2 separate regions of the Homo sapiens genome follow, and region 2 is linked to region 1. A link is a contact called in ENCODE Hi-C or POLR2A ChIA-PET data. All regions are on one chromosome and are shown on one strand. Each heading gives the region's core, a stretch centred on a gene start or an enhancer-like site at or near the end of the contact. The rest is flanking DNA. Distances are from core to core; before and after follow the strand shown.

The links. A loop is a pair of places that touch in the nucleus more often than their neighbours do. ChIA-PET counts read pairs that join two places held with the same protein, here RNA polymerase II (POLR2A). Pooled maps may share reads with other maps.
Region 2: a loop to region 1 is called in a map of CD4-positive, alpha-beta memory T cell, with 11 times the contacts of the local background. The contact joins two enhancer-like sites. A Hi-C loop is called at or near these places in 3 of 168 maps with a recorded cell type or tissue (CD4-positive, alpha-beta memory T cell, endothelial cell of hepatic sinusoid and naive thymus-derived CD4-positive, alpha-beta T cell) and 8 of 50 pooled maps. POLR2A ChIA-PET finds 5 or more read pairs at or near these places in 4 of 52 experiments (BJ, CD4-positive, alpha-beta T cell, PC-9 and 1 more).

The regions. Positions count from the first base shown.
Region 1 is chr2:234,097,833-234,105,312 of GRCh38, reverse strand. No RefSeq gene overlaps it. Among named protein-coding and RNA genes, the nearest start is that of SPP2, 51 kb to the right of the region's middle. Within about 2 kb of position 3,037, at least 2 of the 41 ENCODE cell types and tissues checked have a DNase peak (open chromatin) inside an H3K27ac peak, as active enhancers do.
Region 2 is chr2:234,497,549-234,505,028 of GRCh38, reverse strand. No RefSeq gene overlaps it. Among named protein-coding and RNA genes, the nearest start is that of ARL4C, 4.2 kb to the right of the region's middle. RefSeq lists an enhancer at 6,913-7,480. Within about 2 kb of position 4,416, at least 3 of the 41 ENCODE cell types and tissues checked have a DNase peak (open chromatin) inside an H3K27ac peak, as active enhancers do.

The sequences.
Region 1 (7,480 bases), core at 1,788-4,287:
GGTCTTAACCCTACACCTTAATGGAGTCAGTCAGTGCTCCCTGGTGGTCTTTTTACCATATTTTTTTTTCCAGTAAAAAATTGCCTGAATGTCATCCTTTAGTAGTTTCTTCGAAAGTGACTCATGGGAACCACACTCCCTAAGCGCTTGCAGGTTCAAAGATGTTTTCTGCTGTCTTATTTATGATGCATGGTACAGACTGCTATAAAATACACGTTTTCTCTTTAGGACTTTGTAGACTTTGCTCTACTGACTTCAAGGGTCGATTGAGGCTGTGAGCCAGGCTGGTATTTTCCCGTTAAGAGGTAATTTGGTCTCTTGATCTACCTGTCCAAAAGATTCTTTCTTTCTCTCTGATGTTCAGTAACTTCACTCAGATGAGGCTCCATATCAATGGTTCTGTAAATATTTCCCTCTAAGACATACTGTTATGATCTTTCAAGCTGAAGAGCCAAGTCTTTCTTTATTTTTAGTAATTGTACTTGGATTATATCTTTATTTTTTATTTTTGGTAGGAAGGTTGAATTTATTTATGTTTTAATGACAGATAAAATTGTACATATTTACTGTGTATGACATATGGTTGAAGTATGTACACATTGTGGAGTGACTGACTCTAGCTAATGAATCTATGCATTACCACACATAGTTTTATCATGTTTATGTTGAGAACACTTGACATCCACTCTCAGCATTTTTAAAAAATATAATATATTGCTAACTATAGTCACCATTGTATATCTAGTGTATAATACAATAGATCTCTTGAACTACTCCTCTAATGAACAAGAATTCTGCATCCTTTGAACAACATCTCCCCAATTTCTACCCCCAACCTTCTTAAAATATGTAATAACATATTTGGTTATCTTCTTTGGAGGCATCAATTATGGGTGGTTTGAACTTCTTTGTCTGTCTTGCTTATTTCTCACTTTCTCTGCAATCCTCTTATGACTCTTGGCTCATATGAATTTTTTTTCCCATCTTTCTCCATCTTATCATCCATTACCTTTGACAGTTTCAACATCAGCTCTTCCCTTCTGCACTGCTTCCCATCTGGCTTTCCTTCCTATAGTCGTTTTATTTCTCATCCACCCCTTTCAAGACCTCTCTCAATTCATGCTTTATCTCATTCTCTTATCTGACCATGTCATCCCTGAGCCCCTATCTTTGGGCTCTGGTTTTCTAAAGAATTCTATTTTTTTATTCAGGCAAGGTCTTGCTCTGTTGCCCAGGATGGAGTGCAGTGGTGCAGTCATAGCTCACTGCAGCCTTGACCTCCTGGGCTCAAGCGATCCTCCTGCCTCAGCCTCCCAAGTAGCTAGGACTACAGGCACACACTACCATGCCTGCATATTTCTGTATTTTTTTTGTAGAGATGGGGTTTTGCCATTTTGCCCAGGCTAGTCTTGAACTCCTGAGCTCAAGCAATCTGTCCACCTCAGCCTCCCAAAGTGCTGGAATTACAGGTGTGAGCCACTGTGCCTGGCTTATTTTTTTATAAAACTCTGTTTCTTCACTAAGATTTTAGAAAATTCTCAGCAATTGGTTTAATCACAATGTTCATCTGACCCATGGTAACGTTTTTTCTGTGGGGCTTGCTTATCTGCTGTATATGTTTGCTATTTCTTTTCTCATTTTTTATATATTGCTGTTGTATAGATTCTGTACTGATTCCTTCTTTATTCAGACTCATTGTTAGTGAGCTAAGCTCCTGGACAAACTATAGGGAGAGGCTGCTGGGGCCTATGGACCAGGGCCTTCTCCCAGCCTAAAAGACTTTTTCCTGGTGTCCAGTGAAGTTACTCATGACACAGGTTTATGTGTGAGTTTTTTGTTTTGTTTTAGGTTTAGGTTTCCAATTTCCTTAGTCAAGAGAGATCAGCAGTTGCAGAGGAGGTCTCCATTCAGTCTTTGAACACACCTGGACATACACCTAGACTGATTTCTACACACATCATGTGCCTATGTGGGCCTCTGTCAGTCACTTGGTTCCAGACTGGCTTTAGGGACGATCATGTTGCTTCCCTGCATATTCCTTTCCACATTTCCAAACAGAAGTTTAGGATTTTGCCTTTTATTGATTTAAGAGGGAAGTGTGGATGGAATGAGGATAGGAAGGCTATCCTCAAAACCAGGGGTAAAGCCAGGATTGGTGCATTTTGTCTGTGAATGAGTTAGTTCATTTATTATTCTTTTCCCTGGAACTATGAGAACAGTTACACTTGACTGATTTTTTTTTCTTTCTACACTGTAATTCCTTCCTGCTATTCAGAAGAGTTTGCCAAACCCTGATAGGTAGGAAGATGGATAGATGAATGGATAGAGAGAGAGAGAGAGAGAGAGAGAGAGAGAGAGAGAGAGAGAGAGAGATTCTGAAGTTACTGGTTTATTGGGAAAATTCAGGGAAGAGGCAGGAAAGTGAAGGGTAGCCTTTTTTCCACCAGAGCTCCAGGAGGAAACCAGCAAGAGAGGAAGCAGTGGCCCAGGCCCTATCTGAGAGAGGCAGAGGAGACCTTGGAAAGTATTTGCTGCCCATCCTTTTCCCAGAAAGGGCAATGAGACTCTTGTTTCTTACTTATATTTTGGTAGCTTGAATAATACCTCCCCAGCCCTATACTATGAATGTGTACTATAAAGTACACTTATGGTATAAAGCCATATAAATGGCCAAGGTCCCCTGCAGGTGGGATTAACTTAAAGTGGAGGAAGGTAACTCTGGACAGCAACAGGGAGAGCTGATGCTGGGGTTGCGTAGACACCAAAATCAAAATAGCGCTATTTATGGAGCACATTTTTAGAAATTCTCCCATGTGATTTTCTCAAAAACGCTATGAGGTAATAAAGGCTCAGAGAAGTCAAATTTTTTGCTCAGAGAAATCCAGCTAAAAAGTAGCTGAACTGTAATTGAAATGTATGCCTGACTGTACACAAGGTCTCTCCTAGTAACTCAGCCATTTCACATCAGAGGTGGCTGACAGGAAGCAACCACCTGCAATACTCTCTTTAATACAAAGGAGTCTCTGTAGTCCCGTGGTTTGGTGTGCACAGAACTCACCTGACCTGCTTCTCCCTCCTGGAGTCTGCAGGATGACAACGACCTGTGTAGGGCATTGGGCACTCCTGCCTCCACCTTCCAACCTCTGTGTGACTTCCTGACACTGATACCTCCAAGTCTATGGTCCCATTCTCTCTTCTCACCCCATCCCTTCACAAGTCATGGAAAACTCCAAAGTGCAATAAACTTGGTGCCAAAAGAACCTCTTACTCTTTCCCCTACCTCCACCAAACCTTTGCAAAACTTCTGAAGAAATTTGAGCTTACTCTTTCTCAGAATGGAAGGAATATTAGAAGGAAACAATAAGAATGGAAAGGGGATGGAAAAACCAGCCTTGAAGGGGGAGAAGAGGAAGCCAACATTCGCTGAACACCTGCTACATATCACACATGTCATGGTTGGCGTGTGTTCATTCTTAATCCTCCCAACCCACTACGGTAGGTAGAAACATCCCATCCTACAGGTAGGCAAACTGAGGTTCAGTGAAGATAAGTAACACACCTGAAGTCAAAAGACCCTGAAATAGCAAAATCACTTTCAACTCTCAATCTCCCTGGCCCACGCTCTTTGCCCCAGAGCCGGCTAGCCAGTGGCCCTGTAGGCGAACCAAGCAGAAGGCCCTCTCCTCAAAAATATCCCACAGAGAGCCACATCTCTGATGAGGTGTTAACCAGGAGCAGGATTGCTAACAGTCCCCCATGTTGGCCATGCCCACCATCCCTGCTCCCTGGAGGATAAAAGGGAAGAGACTTTGAACAAGACTCTGTGTGTGTGTGTGTGTGTGTGTGTGTGTGTGTGTGTGTGTGTGTGTCTGCCTTTCTCTCTTCTTCTGTCTCCCTCTTTCCCTCTGTCTCTTTCTGTCTCTGTCCCTTTCTCTTTCTGTCTGCCTGTCCCTCTGTCTCTGTCTCTCCATCTCTCATCACTCTCCCCCAACCTACAGACCACAAAGGTTTTCCCCACCACTTTACCATGGGCAGAAGCATTCACGGGGTCTCCACTATACATCCATGGAGAAGTAGGAAGTCAATTTTGGACTTTGAATCGCACTGTAGTTTCTAATCCATCAGTCACAAAGCAGTTTTTATTCATACTTGATACTTATGTTTCTGTGTGACACAATTTAGCACTCTGAGGACAAGGGATTTAATTATTTATCCCTTTAAATCTTAACCACAAAGCTTGTCTTGTTATCTGCCATATCTCCAGTGACAAGCATAGTCCCCGGCATATAGTGCAGGCTCAATATATATGTAAAATGGTAGATATATGTCTTAACATGCATGTTCTAGGAAAGTAATTGAGTATGTAAATGCAAGCATTGGGCACACAATTTTATGTGAAATGTCAGCTGTGCTGTTGTTGTTTTTGCTTTCACCTACAGTCCCAACATTTCAGAGGACTGAGGTCTTACCACGGATTTCGCTAAAATACCACAAAAGGAAATGACAAGAAGCCTTCATTTCTTCAGTTGTCGATCTATCTTATTTTGACATGGCCAAAAATATTACATTTCCAAAAATATGTCAACTACAGAAAAGATACCCAAACATGTAGTCTTAGTTTAAGCCACAGTTTACCTACATTAAATATACTCTGTTCTTTTGTCCCTACAGATTTTTTTTTTTTTTTTTTTGAGACAGAGTCTCACTCTGTCACCCAGGCTGGAGTGCAGCGGCCTGATCTTGCCTCACTGCAACCTCTGCCTCGTGGGTTCAAGCAATTCTCCCTGCTTGAGTCTTCTGAGTAGCTGGGATTACAGGCACCTGCCTCCATGCCCGGCTAATTTTTGTATTTTTAGTGGAGACAGGGTTTCACCATGTTGACCAGGCTGATCTCAAACTCCTGACCTCAGGTGATCCGCCTACCTCGGCCTCCCAAAGTTCTTGGATTACAGACGTGAGCCTCCATGCCCAGCCGTCCCTACAGATTTTAACCTATTAGATTAAGACAAGCTATCCTTTCTCTTAGTATCTGAAGATAGATGAGCCTCTGTTGCTGATTTTAAGAGCCTACCCAACGGCCCCCTCTGTCACCTGCACACTAACTACAGCTAGGACCAGGCCCCACCACCAGTGTATAACGGACTCTATCCCAATTGAGCCTTCAGGTGAGACACCTGGCCAACACTTTGACTGTAGACTATGTGAGACTTTGAAACAGAAGATGGTAAGTTATGCTCAGGTCCCTGACCTATAGAAATTGTGAAATGGGTGTTGTTTTAAGTGACTAAGTTTGTAGTGATTTGTTATATAGCAATAGATAGCTAAATACAGCACCATTTGGAAAACCTCCTTTTCTCAAACTTCTTCTATACTGTATTAGTCTCAGAGAGCTTCTATAACAAAGTATCCCCAGCCCTCCATATCTGTGGGTTCTGTATCTATGGATCTGACCAACTATGGATCGAAAATATTTGAAAGAAAAGAATGAATGCCTGTATCTGTGCTGAAGCATGTACATAGTTTTTTCTTGTCATTATTCCCTGGGCAATACAGTAGAACAACTCTTTACACAGCATTTTCATTGTGTTAGGTACTATTACAAGTAACCTGGAGATGATTTAAAGTATATGAGAAGATGTACCTAGGTCATATGCAAATATTACATTACTTTATATAAAAGACTTGAACATGTGTGGATGTTGGTATCCATGCGGGGACCTGGAACTAATCCTCCAGGGATACTGAGGGATGTCTGTGCCACAAACTGGGTGGCTTAAAACAACAGAGATGTATTGCTTCACAGTTTTGGAAGCTAGAAATCTGAAATGAATGCATTGGCAGGGCCGTGCTTCCTCTGAAACCTGTAGAGGAGAATACTTCCCTTTTCTGTGGTTGCTTCAATCCTTGACATTTATTGGCTTACAGCTGCATTAACTCTAATCTTGCCCCTGTTGTCACACGGTTTTTCCCTGTGTAGCTCTGTCTTCACAGACCCTCTTTCCATAAAGACACCAGTCATATTGGATTAGGGGCCCACCTTAGTCCCGAATGACCTCCTCTCAGTTTAAGCAGTCACATCTGCAATGACCCTGTTTCCAGACAAAACAACATTCTGAAGTACTAAAGATTAGAACCTTAGATATCTCTTTTTTTAGTGGGGTGGTGGGAGGCAGTGAAAAATTCAATTCATAGCCTATACCAAGTGCTTTTTACTAGCATGCTACCATAGCCTGAGTTAAACATGCTTAATCTGTTTTGACTACAGTGTTTTCACAGGGAGTAAAGGTTTGTGTTTTTCCTGATCCATGTGAGACTGATTAAATAAAAAATGAAAAGTGAGAAGTGGCAGGGACATCCATCACTTAAAATATTTAGCCAGCACTCTCAAAACCCAGTGGTGCACAACTGCAGAGTGAACGCTTCACCGGATGACCTTTCTGATATTGCCGGTCGACATGGTTATTGTTCAGTGGAGGAAGGTGACAGAGCATGAAAAAGATGGCATTTTGTTTTTCTCTCTAATGTGAGTAATAGAAGAGCCGGGAAGTTTATGGAGGTGGACGAGGACCAGTAGTTGAAGAAGAAATAAAATGTTGTATATAGTTTCCAGATGAGTGTTTTATTAATGGTAACGAGACTTTACATTTAGATAATGCTCCACAATTTACATTGATATTTCCTCCCTAGCAATGTGTCTTTTACATAGTAGTTACCCAAAATGTGTTGGAGAACCGATCACCGCAACGAGGTTGGGGGGCAGAGCAGCTCAGATGAAAAATATGCTGGGCAGATGTTGTTATTTTCATATTCAGATGTGTGAGCAGAACCTGGAGACACTGAGTTACTCTGTTCAAAGTCATTTCCAGATGTTAAAGCAGGTTGTCTGATTTGCCGTCTAGTAACCTTTGTTTTCAATATATTGCCCGGAACAACAACAACAACGACGACAACAACAACAACAACAAAAAGGTGTGTTAATGAGGGAAGGAGAGTGGGGAGGAATAATGTAAGCCACAAAGAGGAGAGAGATAAAAGAGAGTGGATTCACCCACTCTGAAAAGTGTCCCAGCCTGTGGGAGGAAGGGATGTCCACAGGCTTCCCTGGTCCTCTCCTTTTCCCCGGGGAGGCACAGGCTAGAGCAGGCATGTGAGGAAGATGTCCTCAGGAGGCCAAGGCCCTTTCTGAGCATTCCAACAGCAATGGGCAGGAACATTCCAATCAAAAAGCAAGAACTAACTGGAGAACTGGACTCTCAGTTAGCATGCCTGCCCATATCAAAATGCTAAAATGTTATCGGCCAGTCACAGGCAGGCACCTTGGTGCTTCTGCAAGCCTCAAGAAAGGTGTCAGGTTGGGCGAGGGGGCTCAAGCCTATAATCCCAGTGCTTTGGGAGGCAAAGGAGGTAGGATCACTTGAGGCCAGGAGTTTGAGACCAGCCTGGGCAACATAGCAAGACCCTATCTCTACAAAAATTTTTT
Region 2 (7,480 bases), core at 3,167-5,666, 400 kb before region 1:
ACAAAATGGGACGAACTAGGGCTGCATGGCCAGCAGCTATAGCTACAGTCACAGGCAATGGGAAGGCTGGTTCCAGATGGCTAGGCAGATGTCAGGGTGCCTGCCTAGGATGGAGCAGAAGACCTGTCTTCTGGATGGTGAGTGCTCAGTGCACGGCTGAAGTTCCCAGGGGCTGGCTCCCTAGGGATGTACCTGGAGCTTCTATCTGCAGGGTAATTGCAGAGCCCAGCTGCTCTTGGGAGCAGGTCTGTCTGGGCTCAGGGTCTGGGCAAGGCTGGGCTGCAGGATGAAGATATTCATAACTACAGCAGCAAAGGTCTAGTAGCTTCTTACTTTCTCAATAAGGCTTGTAGTTTCTCTCTGGAGTCCTTCACCTTGGTGTGGCATGGATATATTTTGGCTCTGCTAGACTCCCCATGACCACATTAACTAACAATATGGCCCTCCCTTTGCCTCCTTTGCTTAGGATTCTGGAGATGCCTAAGTGCATTCTAAGGTATGGCTCTGTGAAAAAGAATAATTAATTACTGGAGGAAACACAAAACATTAATGAATGCAGTCACCTTTAAGGAGAGGAGTTATGGTGGGGGCAAGGGTGAGGGGGTGAGGGAGGGTGGTGTTCCTTATGAATGTTATACCATGTGAATGTTTTACCTAATTAAAAAATACTAAAAAGTTATCAACTCAGTCATTTCTTAGTTCTCTTAAATGTCAGTTTCTCTGGAGAGAAAAATTTGCTCTGCAGTATGCAAATAAAGGGCTAGATACTCCACAAAAATTGTGATACTTTTGACCAGAATAAAAATATGAAAAATAAGTAAAAGTGGGATGATGAGAAGGAGGAGGAAATAAACTCTCCGCTTTTATTTTTTGTTGTCTGAAGTGTCCTTTCATCCTATCTTGGCACCTTTTTATTTGGGTCTCTTCTCTCCTTAGGGTTTTCTCGTTGTAGCCTAGAGGTCACGTCTTCATGTTCCATATTGGATGCCAAAGAGTTTAGTGGAATTTCCTTCTGGGTTATGTGAGAGGTTGAGTGTTGGGTTTATCACTTCCCTATATGGACCAGGTGGTATTACTTTATCAAGCTGGGCAAACACTGATGGACATCCTCCTCCATCTGTTTCTAGAACTCTGCAGTAAATGCTAGATTGAAGCAAGCAGCTTAGGCTGAGGATATAAACCAGCTGTGCCTTCTCTACTCCTGAACATAAGGTGGCCAATCCCACAGAGCTTACCCGCCCCTGACAGGCAGAGAAGGGGACACTAAGCCTGCCCTTAGAAGCACATCCCTTCATTGAGCACTCATCAAAATGGTACCAATGAAGTATTAAGCTTGGGCCAATCAGATTGTAAGTAAGCTTGGGCCAACCCTCCTCCCTGGTACCCAAGCAGACTGGATAGAGGCCCTTGCTAGTGAACTTGATGAAGTTTGCTCTTTTCCACATGCAAAAATGGAAGTAAATACTGCATTTATTGAGGACGTAAAGGCAACTGTCATGAAGAAAAAACAATAAATGTGGTTTAAAAGTGCTCACAATTTTAATTCCAAGAGCCATTTCCAAAGTAAAATCATCTGGACATTGGTTGACTGGATGCAGAGGGTAAGCAGAGGGAGGGGAAAGACAATGAGTTTGTCTATCATCTTGTGCTGGTTGATGTGTTTGCTGGATAATCTCTTTCTGTCTGTTTATTGATCTATCATCTATCTATATCATCTATCATTTATCTATCAATCTGTCGTCTATCAATCATCTATCTATCTATCTGTCATCTATCTATTTATCATCTATCATCTACCTATCTACAGAGTGACAGAGAAAGAGAGCATGCTCTGAGTCCAATAGTCCATGTTGTTCTCTTCTGGCTTTTGACAGTGACAGAGATTGAGAAATCATGAGAGCTAGATGGAATTAGATGCTGAGAGAAAGAAAACATCACAGACCCAACACTGACGACCAACACAGTCTGTGGCTGATGACTAAATAATGAGAAGACTCACACAAAAAGTAGTATTAGTGATCAGGGAGACAGAGAGAGCACAGCTTTGTAAGACGCACGTTTGGAGGTCCTGGTGGATGGTGTGCCTGTAACCCATGAGCATCTCCATCCCAAACAGCCATCCGCACAGATCAGCCCTTTGGATTTTTCCATAGGTCATCAATGACCTTAGGAGAGCAGCTGCAGGAGACTGGGAGAGGCAGAAGCAAGAGAGTAAAAGGGATTTTCTGTGATTGATGGAGCAAAGCATCAGGTTACATGAGCACTGTGTGACTCATAAGGAAGAAATGATCATCTCAAGTGGCTATCACTCCAACAGAAGCAGCAACGGGCCAAGGAGCTCTGTTCAGATGCTGTGCTGTATCCACACAGAGGATGGTTCTACAAAAGCCAACTGTTGTATTAAAGGGAAGAGTCATCCTGAGTGACCACACATTAGAGAGGGTGGCACTGGCAACACACCCCATCCTCCCTGCTGCACTGTAGAAAGCCAATAGGGTTTGACAGGGGCACAAAAGCGTGATTGTTTTCATCTCTCTGGGGTCCAGCCAAGTAAGCTTAATTAAATGAAAATAATAGCATTTCAGTTCACCTGCAGAGGTGGGAGAAGAGGAATGAAAGTAATCCAAGTTTCCATCAAATACTTCTTGGTTCATGGTGCAGCTCTCTAATCACCTGATATTTATTGTTAACTTGTTTTTTTTTTCCTTCACTGTAGCTATTAGAGTAGAAATTTAATTACTGTGATTGAATTATTAAAGGATTCAGAAATACCTTTTGCATACTAAGCCTTTTCTTCCCCCTGAACTGGAAGCTGGCACTAAGAACTTTTCTGTCACTTTGGTATGCCTGAGTGCTGACTTCCAAAGCTTTGAGTCTTAACATCCTTGACAAAGGTTCATTTAATACATGCCATGTAAATATTAGGGAGAGATGTAAAATAGTGTTATATAAGAATTATATTTGAAAATATTACTGATAGGAAAGATAATGGCTTCTATTTATTATTATTATTTTTTGAGATGGAGTTTCGCTTTTGTTGCCCAGGCTGGAGTGCAGTGGCGCGATCTTGGCTCACTGCAACCTCTGCCTCCCAGGTTCAAGCCATTCTCCTGCCTCAGCCTCAAGAATAGCTAGGATGACAGATGCCTGTCACCATACTCGGCTAATTTTTATATTTTTAGTACAGATGGGGTTTCACCATGTTGGTCAGGCTGGTCTCAAACTCCTGACCTCAGATGACCCTCCCACCTTAGCCTTCCAAAGTGCTGAGATTACAGATGTGAGCCACCATGCCCAGCCCAGATAATGGCTTCTAAAATTTTATATCTATCTCAGGAATGTAATAGAGATCGACAATTATTAAGGAAGACTTGAAGCGGGGGAGCCTTTTAGCTTTTTGATTTAAATTTTTTTTCTTGGAGAAAACAGCAACAACAACAACCATACAAAACACTAGCAGTGGTGATCATTGGGAAAATAAAAACCTGAATTGTTTCAGCCCTGTTGCTTAGCAAAATAAAAAATAAGGCACCCTGATTTTTTTTTCCTTAGAATTATAAACTTGAATGGCCAATAGAGTAGTGGATCTTTTTTATTTTCAGGCTTTGGACCACTTGAATGAAGCAGGAGCTTGCAGGCATCACAGATTTTCATTTATCTCCCCCCAGATCTACCGTCCCATCCACAAAACTTCCCTTGGCACCAGTGTCTTAGTGGCTTCCACTGTTACGTAGCCTGAGTCGGCGTTTCTCCTGGAGTTGAGGGGGTTGCACTGCAGTGATGGTGACTGGTTTGTCTAGCATGCCCTGGGGCTTCTGGAAGTATTGGTTTGGTTCTTCCTTAAGGAACCTCTCCTGACAGATAAAAGGCTTCAATCCTGGACCACCTGGCTTCAGGAGCTTCAGGCCTTGTCACTTTGTCTGCCAACTGGCCTCCTTCATTCTCGACTCCCAGCCCCATTCTCCATTTACAGCTGCTCATGCCTGCCTGCGAATTAGATGCAAAAATCAGTTTTCTTCCCTTCTCTGGTCTCAGCTGGGTTTCCTGGATGCTCTTTTCTGATCTCTTCCACCAATTGTGATTCTTTGAACAGTTCTCCTAGTAAAGCGACTTCCTGCTCTGCCAGGTTCCTGGCTCCCCTCTCCCAGCAGATAACCCACAGGTCTCACAGACAAGACCCACACTGGCATCAATGGCTCTGAGCTCTGAGCCCCAAGCAAAGCACCCATGGGCCCCTGGCACTTTCTCAGTTTAACCAGTAGGGCTCTATTCCTGCATCTCCATAGAGAGAAGAAAAGCAGGGGGTCACTTATCCATCATTCATTCCATAACTATGGACTGAACATTTGCTAAGCACTAGGCCAATGTGCCTCTGTAGAGCCCTTCATCTATTATCCGAGAAGCTCAGCAGAGGGCACTCCTGTATTATAACAGTTAAGCACCGGGGCAGTGAACCTGAACCCAGAGTTCCACAGCAGGTCTGCAGTGAGAACATGCAAATAACCCCACACTTATGCGCGCACGCGCGTGTGTGTATGTGTGTACACGTGTGCCCATGTTCTGGTCTTTATTTACTCATCATATTCAAGAATAAATGGGATGCTCCCTTTTGCATTTTAGGTTATTAGCCTTACTCAAGCAAAGATAATAATGCCATGATATATTGCTCATCGGATTCACTCAAAAGTCATTTTAATTGGTGGCACATTTTATTTCAAAGCCCTTAAAGGGAAAAAAAAGAGAATATTTTAGGATGCAATTTCAAAATTACTGCCAAGTTATTGCCTTCTGTTTGCTTGAAATAATTGAGTTCTTCTCTGGATGCAGTCATCTTGATGAAGAATAGAAAGGAGAGGACCTGAAATGTCACTGCTGCTGGAAGAGGAATTCATCTCAGGCAGACACAAGTACATGCTATTCTTTGAAAAAATCTCTCCTTCTGATTAATTAAAATGAAGTAAGTGCCACAGTGCAGCCAATATTTTCCACTCAGTGGAATTTAGCCATGATGTATGTCCATGAAGAAATAGGCTCAAAGTAGGCCTTACATGTCTGATATGAGTGGTAAACATTACCTTCCTTTTCATAATTCCAGTGTTTTTCAATAAAAATCCACATTTGAAGGAAAGTTACCAGTCGACTCAACCAAATGATATTTTTATGTGTTAGAAGTTAAATTATCAACTGTAAAATTAACTTATCACCTGGTGAGTGAAATTAGCAGGTAGAGTGGTTGCTATTCAATTATGGTGAGTTGCTGTTTAATGGCTGTGTTCTGGAAGGCTCTATTAATGTCTATTAATCTGTTTTTTCCTACTGGACAGCAGACAGCCCTTTATTGCTAAACCCCATCATGGTGGTGCAAAATGTGGAGGCTGCAGTCAAAACCACTGAGGCTCTTGGTAATAATTAGCATAGCACCAAAAAGATACATCGGATACTTTACTAAAATATCTCCTTCCTACCACCTTAAAACTTAAAGCAAGTCTTGACTAGGGGAAAAGGAAGTAACACAAAGGTAATCTGTGGAAGCCGGATGGAGAGGCTTCCAGTCTGATCTGTCTCTTTCCAAATGTCCAGGTCCCAGGCTACTAAACCAAAGGCTCATCTTGGGTTGGGGCTCAGCCTCGGCCCTGCCTGTGGCAGAGAAGAAAGAGAAACAAGAAACAGTCTCATGAGAAGCTGGCTATCTATGGGGCAGGCATTAAAGAGAGTCAAGAAAATCACTCCAAAAACACAAAATCCTGTCTCCCCAGGGTTCCCAATAACGGAAACATCATCATTATGAATTATGCCAACATATGTTGTTTCTGTTGCCTCACTAGAGTTGCTCTTTTGGTGACAGATCCTGGATTCTTCTTGGAGAACCACCCTTCCCGATTTCAACCCCTGGGCCACATCCACTGGTGTGTTCCCTCCTCCTGGACTGCAGTCCTTGATCCAGGGTGCGTGCTCCAGGCTTTGGTTAGAGTTACTGGGAAAGAGTTGTACCTTTTCCTTTCCAGGATCTAAACCAAGGATGTGAGTCCAAGGCTGCCAGAAGGAAAAAGAATCAACACAGGGGAACACGGAGGAGGACTGGAGAGACACCTGCTCGAAAGACTCCTTTTGAGCTCCTGGGTCTAGCCATGCCTGAAGAGGACCTTTATCCTTAACTTTTCAGTGATGTCAGTGAATACATTTCCATTTTTATTTAAAATGAAGTAAGTGGCACAGTGCAGCCAATATTTTCTGTTGAACTCTATCCTTCGGGTGGCTCACTTTATTCCTCATTGAAGGAAATAGCGTGTGGGTAGAGTGGGATGTGAGGAAGAGGGCAGGCAGGTGCCCAGTTTTGTGCATACAGACCCTTGGTCCTGGAGCAGGCAGTGGGCCTCTAGGTTCTGCCTTAGCCGTCACGGGCGCCTAGGCCTTGTTACCTCACTGGACAACGTTGGGTGGAATGATAGGCAGGGTCCTTTCCAGCCTGATACTTCGTTTCCAGCCCCAAATCCACTCAGTAGAGTGGATGGTCGCTCCGGCTGCCACCTTGGGAATTCCAAGGATAGGGGTGGTGGTGGCTTGTCCTTCCTTCTACAGGTGAGGTCTTCTCACATGCTTTGGTACCAACGATATCATATGTCTTTTCGTGGTTTGTGAACAGAAGGTGATAAAGTATTTCTCTAAAATTCTAGCTTTTATTCATAAATTCTTAGCATTTTCATTTTCTTCTCCCTTGACCCCGTTTCCGTCGTTTCTGTCTCATAAGCTAGAGCTGGGAAGATGCGGTCGCCCATGCTGCGGCCTGCTGTCTCCTGCGGAGCAGCTCTCCCCAGATCTGTGTGTTTGCCATAATATACTCTCACTTTTCTCCGCACCCAGAGAGGATATACATTTGTTACATGTTTACAAACCAGAATAAAACCATTGAACTGAGGTGACAGGAGGTGGAACCCGTGGAATATCAGTGTTTGTAACCCACTGCGCCACCAGCTCCAAGCTGTAGACACATTTTCTTTCAGCCCCCGGGGCTGGTGTTGCCATTTCTGCGGAGTAGTTCACCTGCGGGCAGGTGGTTCTCAGTTCCCAAAGTCGGGTGGCAAGGGGTGCTCTCCCGAAATGCTGACGCTTCCCCTGGGATGTCAGCAGAGTCGATGCGGACGAAATGAGGTAGCCCAGGCGTGTCTGGGAGGGTGAGCTGTCCGAGCTACTTGGGGCAGGTAGGTCTTCTAATCCCCCATCGCGGCCTAGGTCCGACCCTGCCCCAACCGCCGCCACCGGGCAAGAAAGGCTGGGCCTCCAGGGTGCCCTGGGCACAGGCCTGGGCTCCGGAGGGCGGCGCTGGCCGGGTGCAGCCCCCTGGAACCCAGGCAGGAGGCGAGCCTGGGCGTCACTGGGGGCCGGGGCCGGCGACAGCCGCGGCGCGAGGGTGGGAGGGGACGCGCCCGGCTGGATCCAGAGCGCAGGCTGGCAGCTCACCGAGGCCAGCCCCGTCCCGTCC